Linked DNA regions of Homo sapiens: region 2 is linked to region 1. A link is a loop called in an ENCODE intact Hi-C map of the cell type or tissue named here. Cell type or tissue: IMR-90. All regions are shown on one strand. Region 1 has its middle 140 kb from the start of PPARGC1A. Region 2 has its middle 45 kb from the start of PPARGC1A.

What was found. Peaks named below come from ENCODE experiments on the same cell type or tissue, not always from the same donor. Only the 100,000 strongest peaks of a DNase experiment are listed, where the experiment ranks them.
Region 2: a loop joins it to region 1, with 2.5 times the contacts of the local background. A loop is called at or near these places in 2 of 110 quality-filtered maps.

Annotation. Positions count from the first base shown.
Region 1 is chr4:24,029,449-24,034,448 of GRCh38, reverse strand. It overlaps a transcript of PPARGC1A not described here. Among named protein-coding and RNA genes, the nearest start is that of PPARGC1A, 140 kb to the right of the region's middle. RefSeq lists an enhancer at 3,969-4,470. In IMR-90, no CTCF peak of the experiment used is centred here; no DNase peak of the experiment used is centred here.
Region 2 is chr4:23,933,037-23,938,036 of GRCh38, reverse strand. It overlaps a transcript of PPARGC1A not described here. Among named protein-coding and RNA genes, the nearest start is that of PPARGC1A, 45 kb to the right of the region's middle. In IMR-90, a CTCF peak has its summit at 4,868; a DNase peak (open chromatin) is centred at 2,986.

The DNA of each region.
Region 1 (5,000 bases):
TAACAGTAAGTCTTATTATCATCAGTTGGTGTTAAAATTTCCAATTATTTTATAAATGTCATATGTTTTAATAGTTTGTTTGAATGAGGGTCTAAATAAGGCCCACATGTTGGTATTGGGTGATATGTCTTTTGAGTTTCATTTAATGTATGTGTCCTTTTTTTGTTTTACTTTGTGATTCATTTATTGAAGGCCAATCACCTCTAACTTACTTTACATTACAAAATAGAATATGGATATTGAACAGCTTCTTTTCTCTCTATCTTAAGTATCTTGAAAGAAAAAGGCATTAGGACTGACTTCTGAGCTACTCCTGGGGAGAAATAATGAGGCTTCTTTGTTTAGGGATATACTTTTTGCAAGTCCAGCAGATACCTACGTAATTATTTATTTATGGTGCTACCACATTGCTGACCTATCCAAGACTCTGCTCACCCACTTGTTTAGGAAGAAGAAGGCCAAACGGACCACTCAGATTCCTGAGGCTTCTGAGCCAGAACTTTGCCATTTTAATATGAATGCTATTTTTGAGGGGAAATTGTCTTGAAAGCAGCTTAAATGTAGCAGTAAATGAATATGAGTTGGAGTTAAACATTCCATCAACCGGCTCCACGCAGCCCGCCTCTCTTCCAGCCATTTGAAACCATTTCTGCAGAACTTTGCCTAGTCAGTTTCACACAGGCTAGCAGCATGAGACAGGAATAACTGCTTTTGTATGCCTGTACATGTCCCTTTTTCCCTCTATCATCCACTCGAAGGCATTTTGGAATTGTGTTTTTTTTCTTTTTTAACAGCATATAAAGCTAAATTGAATTCAATGCTAGTAAAAAAGGTGGCTTATGTCAGAGACAAGGATGTGTTCTTTCAATTCTAAATGGAATAGCAAAACCCTGAATGCAAAGTGTTATTTCCTGTGGGGCAGGAGAAGATTATTTTCCCCTGTGACACTTCACCTGTGTGCCACTCTTGATTCTCTCTTACACTGCTCTTCTGTTCTTTAATTTGTACGTGGATGCGTGTGTGTGTGTGTGTGTGTGTCTGTCTGTCTACATCTATGTATCTGTTTATCCCTTCTATCTCCTTTATTATAAAAACAGTAAGTGCTAAATAAATATAAGCTATTATACATCAGACAATGTTTAAAGCACTTTGTATATATCGACCCATTTAGTTGTTACCTCAACTCTTTGAGGGAGGGACTATTCTAATTACCTCCATTATACAGAAGAGGAAACTGAAGCAGGGAGGTGACTGGTTGTAGATCACACAGATAATCAGTGGTGGACTTGGGACACAGACCTAGGAAGTCTGACCGCTGAGCCTATGTTTTAACCAGTAGTCTGTTCAGCCTCTTTGGAATCATGTGTATATTCACTTTGGACCACATCCTCTTCTGAACCATTGCTAGGACAATTCTACATACAAGTTTTGTGACTTTGAACAAATCCCTTAAAAGCCAGTGCTCCTAGGATTTTCTCCTTAAAATAAAGATATATCTTGTGTAAGGTTTTTGAGATATCAAATGAGATAATATTAAGTATCTAAGGGTGTGTGCGACTTAGAGCAGCTGTTCCACAAATTCAGTTTGATTTAACAGCATTTATTGAGCATGTGGTCTGTGCTGGGCTCAGAGGATACAAGAATGGTCAGGACAGACATGGTTCATGCCCTTTGAGCTTCCTGTGTAGTGTCTGGTGGGAAAGTGGACAAAATCAACCAACAATGACAAATTTTGACATGTGCTAAAAAATAAACCAACTCCTCTTAGCATTCCTAGACATGCTGAGCATAGAGCTTGGCCCCAAAGGAGAAGCTCAGCAAATACTTGTTGGATTAGATGAACCTCGTCAACTCCATCAGCTGCTGAAGGCTGTCACCAAACATGGCTCAAAAATGCAAATGTCAGATGGAAGTGTGTCTGAAAGGCCAGAAGGTGGAGCAGTCCTGGCTCAGCTGGTATTGTAGCTAGTACAAGTCAGGAGGAATGGTAGCTCAGTGGTCAGCTGGGAGCTGGCCCTTGGGGAGCTGGGTGAGCTCTATGAACACCATGACAGAGTGGAAAGGCAAGAGGCTCCATAAGCCACCAGGAGCCCCTGTGTGAGCTCTGTCTCTGCAGTTGGTCTGCTCTGGGACTGTGGGCAAGGTTCTCAGCCTTGGCACACTTGTGCCCCTCATTTATAAAAATAGAAGTGGTAATATGTACCTAGCAGGATTTCTGTGATTTTTCCATGTCAAAAGGTTATGAGAAAATGCAAAAAGGTCCTTAGAAAAGTGCTTGGTGCTTTGCAATTATTTAGTGAGTGTTAGTTTTTATTATTATTGTTATTCATCATTATTATTATAAGAAAGCATCTATATCGCTGCTAAATCAATGCTAGTTTTCTTTATATTTAGAAGCCTCAAAAAAGAATGTCATACAGGATTTTGGTGTGGTGGAATACTTCTGTTACAGGAGGCAAGAGGCCTGGGGCTTCTGCTACCATGGGCATTGTGGTCTGAGGACAGCCAGTTCCCCCTCTCTGGGCTTCAGCTTCCTCATAGGCAAAATCTAAGTTAGACTGGATGATGTCCAAGGTCATTTCTAATACTGGGATACTGGGATAGTCTTCTGAGATTGTGCATCCTACCACTGGAGACTCTCAGAGGGAAAGATTACCAGGGGAACTATCATCTACTGCTAATCACAGTTTAATGAAGTGGTTCTCAGTTGGGGGTGACTTTGACTGTTTCCCACCCAGGGACATTTAGGGGTGGGGTGCTACTGTTATCTAGTGGATGGAGTCCAGGGATGATGTTAAACATCGAACAATGTGTAGGACAGACAACGAAGAATGATCGGAGCCAGAGTGTGAGTAGTGCCTGGGCTGAACAATGCTTGCTTAATGCTTACCTTGTGTTTTCGGGTCAACTAGAGCTGAGCTGCAATTGCCCATGTATTGATGCTCAGGTCCACAGTTAATTTATCAGGTTTATTAGACAGTTTGATCATTTGAAGGGACCACATATAAATTTTGTTATTCAAAAGCCTTCGCTTCCTATTCTCTCTATCGCTTGGTGACAGGGAGTTGGGAACAAAGGTGAGGTGTCATGTGACAGAAGAAATGAAATCAGGGATACCTCAGAGCAGAGAGCATAAAGCAACTCATCTATTAAGGGGCCAGAAATGGAATGCAAATGGTTCTGTTTGTCTTTCTAAGGGACTGATAGGCAGCAAGTGATTCGATTCTTGTGGGAATCCTTTTGTATCATTAATTCATTAATTCAGTCTCTCACCACTTATGGAGCATCTGTGGTGTGCCCAGCTCTGTGCTGTTGCCAGGGACATAGTAAAGAGCCAAATGGAGCAAGTCTCTGCTTGTCAATGTGAGGTTTCCTGTGCCCATCCCTTTTTCGTCTCCCAGGCAAGTCCTACTAATCGTTCCAGACCCAGCTCAGAGACTCCTCATTTTCTGCCTCCTTTTCTCCAGTCATCTGCATATCTGTCTGCTTCCCTGCAGAGACTAGGTTTTAATTGCTTCCTGCATCCTGAATATCTTACTTAGTGCCTGGCACAAACAACTGTTTGTTGGAAGAATGAGTGAGTGAGCAAATGAATGAGGCTGTGCTTCAAGGCCAGTCTTTGTGCAGTTTTTAAGACGTCTTTTCTCTTCCACCTTCCATTCCAGTCTACTCTGTGTCTCCCATTAGAAAGAGAGATATGAGAGAGATGAGGCAGGCAGTTTTTCAGCTGAGGTCTCACGAGGGTGTGTGGAGACAATGGTCACTTGGAGAAAGGAAGGCTGATGAGAGTTGAGGGCATTTTTAACACAAGTGAGAATTGTGGATGAGGTGGTGCTGTGGTCAGGAGCATGAAGGTGATCAAGGGAAATAATGGGAACAGTAACTGCTGTATTACGGGGAAATATTAATGATCTCCATAAAGATGGTATACAGCTCAAAAGGTATTATTTTTAGTGGGTGTCTTTGAGTTGTATGAATTAATAAGGAGCAGCTTGGGTAGTGGAACTCATTAACTTCTCAAATCTAACTTATTTACACTGAATGTAAACCTTTCTCAGACTATTGACATCAGCCATTATAAATGACGCCCCCAATGTGAACTGTATTTTCTGGTGGCAACTGCATTTTTGTGTTAGAGCATAGGAGTGGGGATGGAGTTTTCAGATGCATTCAGATATCTGTTTGTGGGTGACTTCATCTTCTGTCACCTGCAACCCTCGTTGAAATCAAAAGTTCTGACTCATTGCAAAGACACTTGCAACCAATCACATACTGGCTGTGTTTGTTAAACACCATTGTGTAGCAGTTAATTCAGTTCTTTTAGAATCACTCAAGTTGGTCAATGGTCTGTTGTCCTCATCAATAGGTTATTAGTGTTAGTTTACAGTAGAGTCTCTCTATTTCACTTCACTTGTAAAGGCACTCTGTCTGCATGGGGGCTGATTGTTGCACGGGAAGTCTCTCCCAAATATGAGTTCCCTCTTGCAGACCCCTCTACAGGCTTACATATCCTTTTTCTACAGAGAGGACTTGGCAGCATATGCCATCCCCCCAAATTATTTAATATAGGGCATTTTCCTCAGGTTTTCAGTCAAATGGTGTTGTCCACTGAGATGTTTTCTCTGGTAATTACATAAAAGTGATGTATCGTATTATATTTTTTTTTCCTGTGGTTTTACCGATGTTTTGGAGTTCTGACTTTAAATAAACAATAAGAGTGAAGGGACCCTGTCCTCAGATTTTATCAGTTCCCTTTCCTCACCCACTTCTACCAACTACTGTACTACCTGTTTTGCAAAGGAGGATGGAGAAGGGGAATCAAGTCTGTTGGATGTTTGCACATGGTATCCCATTTAACCCTTCCTCTAAGATAGGCATTATGATTCCAATTATTCAGATTGGGAAATCAAGGCTCCGAGATGATTTTTACCACACCCCAAATCACAGAGCCAGTTACATAGCAATCTGAGATTTCCAATCCGGATTTTCCTTTGCTTTAA
Region 2 (5,000 bases), 96 kb after region 1:
AACAGCATTAGATAGTTTCTTTTGGACCCACCTCCAAGCCCAACTGTGTTTACGCATATTATTCTGACTTTGCAAAGTCCTATTGAGATGAATAGGATGCTTGTCAAGGCACTTTCCTTTGGGACATTGTGAAAGGGGATTGATCCTAAATAATGAGAAGTCGTATAATTGAATGGACTGTGATGATGAGGCAGAAAAATATCACAGGAAAAGTACCTGTGAGCCACAGAATATCTCAGCTCCTCCTCCAGGGCAGAGGGGCAGAGAGATCATTTCTGTCCCTGGTGGAGATCTATTAACCCATTCAGACTTATAGTATGTATAGTGGGAGAGTAATATCCAACAAGTGAATTTATGTTCAATGATTGAAAATTGAACAATACATTTCTACCTTTCTGGACCTGTTGAGGATAGGCAGAAATTTTGCTTATTTTAATAGGAAAAAAAATGTTGAAAGGAGTCAACAAAATTTAATGACCTGGGTTATTTTTATTTTATTTTATTTTATTTTTTATTTTATTTTACTTTATTTTATTTTATTTTCTAGTGAAAAGAAAAAGGAAGTTGTGGGCTGGGAATAGGCACTTTTGGGGTTGATCCACAGTTCTACCTCTGGCTTAGTGCCAAGTTTTACTTTGGGCAGAAGTGGCAGAACTTTCTGCCCCAATTTCCTGGTACAGACGGGATCAGCAGCATTTTGGAATGCATCTGCACATTGCATGGGGATATTTTGAAGATTAATCAGCTCCCTATGTTGGTGGGAGAAAGCCAATAAATAAACGAAAGGCAGATTTCACTTGTAAAACTACCATGAAAGCAGTAGAAGTAAGACAAATCAGGAGAAGCTACCTAGGGACTTTGGAAATATTATAATCATATAGTATCTCGTATCCTTTCTCCCTCTCTGTTCTGGTAAAAGAGGTGTATCATTCTGTGGACCATGAAATTAGTGGTTTGTTGCCTTAGCAATTGACCTTCATGGCACCCCTCCTGGTCTCTGGTCTTCTTCGTGACTTCGCACAGAAGTGCCTTCTTATTTCTGAGCATTTTCTAGAAGCCTATGCCTGTCATGTTCAGTACATGCAGGAGCTGGTGCTTTGCTCCATTCTGGGAGTCTGTGTTTAGTTTATTTACTTGTTTTCACATGATTAGGCTTTTGTTTTGTTTTTGAGATGGAGTCACTCTGTCACCAAGGCTGGAGTGCAGTCGTGCGATCTCGACTCACTGCAACCTCCATCTCCCAGTTCAAGCGATTCTCCTGCCTCAGCCTCCCGAGTAGCTGGGATTACAGGCACGCACCAAGACGCCTAGTTAATTTTTGTATTTGTAGTAGAGACGGGTTTTCCCATGTCGCCCAAGCTGGTCTTGAACTCCTGACCTCAAGTGATCCACCCGCCTCGGCCTACCAAAGTGTTGGGATTACAGGCGCCTGCCACCATGCCTGGCTGAATTTTATATTTTTAGTAGAGATGGGGTTTGTCCATGTTCCCCAGGCTGGTCTCAAACTCCAGACCTCAGGTGATCTGCCCACCTTGGCATCCCAAAGTTCTGGGATTACATGCGTGAGCCACTGCGCTTGTTCTGATTAGGCTTCTTGACTCCCTCTGCTGCTTTTCATGTCCTGTGGATTGCCATACTTCAGATCTTGGAGGCTATAGAGTAGAACCTAAAACCAGATTGCCTGGTTCATATTCTGGGTCTTTCACTTAGTAGCTATGTGATCTTGGGCAAGTTTCTCAATCCATCTGTGCAAAGTAGAGCTGAAAACAGTGCCTATGTTATATGCATTTTCGGGGTATTAGACATGCTAATATATGAAAATGACTTAGAATAGTACATAGTAGGCATTCAATACATCTTACTTATTGTATTGATTCGCCAATCATTTTGGTGAATCAGTTGTATCTGAAAGCTTTGTGGTAATATTAGCTTATTTAAAATGAAATAAAATTGATTAAACTTTTTTCCTCGATGTACATAGGAATTCATATGCAGTAATATCAATACTTAATATTCACTAAATTAAACGTGCTGAAAAGTCTTACATGCTAAGAAGACAGAACACATAAACTATTTTCTTCTTGAAAAAAATACATGTATAGGCTGTTTATATATAGGCTCAACATTTAGATGTTAACCAACTTAGCAATTTTTTTTTTTAAGGTTCATGTCTTACTGTTATACAAGGGCTTCAGTTAGGATAATGAAACAGTTAAGAACATGAGGTTTGGATTCAGATAGCACTGAGTTTGAATCCTGACTTCCTGATTTTGCAACTTACTACTTATATGACCATAGGCAAATCACTTAAACTTTCAATGCCTGTTGTTTTTCTCACATGTAAAACAGAGATACAAATGTCTACCACGTGGTTTGTTATTTGTAATAAAATAAGATACTGGTAAATAATTTTTATGCCTGGATTAAGGAAATAATTCTATGGAAAAAGCCATATTGCATACCTCTGGGGAGCACTATTTACATGGTATTCTATGTAAGTAGTATCCCTTGGAGTTGCACAGTAGGGGGCCTGATACAAAAATTGATATCTACTAACATTATCATTATGATGATACAGCTAGGAAAAAAAGTACCTGTGAACCAGAAATCCGTGGACATTTGCTCTTTCTCTGCTAAGTGTGTAAGCAGCAAGAAAATAGCCAAAATTAGTATATAATTTACTTCCAGATGTTGTCTCACTTTAATTTCACCAATTTGTATCTGAGAGGTTTCCTGAAATTGTGTGGATTTATTAATGACCAAGTCTATGGCTCTTAGGAAACTTACTGGGAGAAAGAGCAGGCATAATCTTTTCTTGCTGGATGTCCTGCTTGCCAGTGCTTGATCCTGCTCACCCTACCTCCCAGGCATGCGAGCATTGTGGGCAGCTCTTTCGGGAGGTGGCACCAGGACACCAGTAGTATTTTGCAAGAAGGATCCTTGGCTTTGCCTGTGGAGCAGAGAATGTGATCCCCAGCTGGGAGCCAAACCACAAGCATGTGAGCAGAACCTCGAGCTTGGTTTCTGCCCAAGTACATGTAGGGGAGTGGAAAAGACAGGGAAGCTTTGTGAAAGGGTGCAGCTCACATGCAGAGACAATTCCACAAGATCTGGTGGGATATTCCACCTTGGTTCCAAAGGAGAGAAAGGCAGTGGCAATTGTTTTTTGTTTAACTAAAATCCTCTCCATTGGAAAGGGAACCTGCTTATTCACTTCCTGGATCCGGGGTCTTGGGCAAGCCACTTAAAACCTAGATGAGCCTCAGTTTCCTTATCAATAAATTGAGACTAATAGTAACTTCTCTGCCTATATCATAGTGCCTAACTCAGAGGTTTTGCTGGGTTTTTTGCAAATGTAACCAATATGATTAGCTTCACCAGCATGGGCCACACACATGTAGTTATGTCTCTTGTTATTCTGATTAGTCAATAGAGAGTCTCAGACACCATTATCAGCAGGAGATCAAAATCTCCTTCATGAAGTCTCTCCATCATTCCACAGATTACAATCCCAATTGTTCCAAGTAACTAGGGGTTGACTTAGGCTAGTTAGCTCAGCCTTGAAAACAAAACAAAAACCCCACCAGTCTGCAGGGGGTGGTTGCGGGAAAAGGTTGGATGCCATGCTGTCTACTAGCACGGCTACTTCAGTTGCTGCCACACAGTGTCGCTGCTGAACATTGATCCTGCATAGCACAGTGGAGGCTGGGCCTCTGCTCTGTAGGGGCTGTTGTTACCACAGCTCTCTACATGGATCCAGTGACGTCCCCTTGTTTTGACTTTAAGTTGCCACTTTTCTTTCATCACACTCACATGCTAGGTTAGTGCTCCTCATAGCATTACACCAAGACAGGGCAGCAGGTCCTAGGCAGTTTGCAGTCTCAGCCAGATTCACCCTTCCCCATGTCACCACCCACTTAACCTTCCCACCTTTCTTGTGGGTGCTCCTTTAAAACTTTGAGACTGCCCCATTCTAACAGAGGGATTCTAATAACTTTGGGCATCAAGTGAGACCTTTCCATTTTTCTTTCCAGGGATCTCCTTAGCCCCTATGCCAGTGTATTCACCTTTCCCCAGTGGACAGTTCGGCCTAGCAAAGGATATTGGGAGACACACAGGACACATTACACCTTTTCCTGAAGTCATGGTGCCTGTGGGCCTCATATTTACATAACCAAAGACCGAGTTGCTTTGCCCACTTGGGCGGATGAGTGGCTGGCAGCTGCTGATACCCTGTGGCATATGAATGATTAGGTGATGTATGTGAAAGTGCCTTCCAAAGAACTCTATATAAAAGAAGGCATTATGATTATTAATAAGTGGGCAGGGATGATTTATACACATGGCACAGGCAAGGCTAGCTCTCATAAACTTCAGGTGATAGCCAGAAAGCTGTCTAAAATAAAATGCTTTCTAGCCTCTCAGAGTTTGCTGGGCCAGTAGGCTATTTTCCTTAATATTAAATCATGTTTCCTTTCTTCTTTCCATTCTCCAGTTCCTCTGTCACCCATTTCCACATGAGTTTCTCTTGCTTCAGGCTCACAATCCTCCTACTGGTATGAGGTGAGGTTGAGAGTTGGTCCAACAAATCAACTATTTGTGTGGTGGGGAAGAGAAAGTTGCAAACACTTACTCCTGGAAGCAAAGTGAAAATAATAGTATAACTTACCAGGCATCAGATATATTTGCTTACTTTATCTCATTTATTCTCCAAAACAAACTGAGGACTTTTCTTTCTACATAGGAGAAAAATTCAATGAAGGTGGTGAGCTTTAGGGAGAGGCCCATTCCACACAGCTCTTGAATAACAAAGGAAAGAGGTAGACTTCATTCTTTGTGGTTGTTTTCTGTTCCAGCACTCCGCCTGGCTTCTGGAAAGGGAATGGCCCCTACTTAAAAAAAAATTCACAGAGCTTTCAGACGTTTTGGCACCAGAAGAATTGGGAAGAAGCTCCAGGCATTGGCTGGCCCGAATTCCTTCCTATTTCACTTCACTTTCC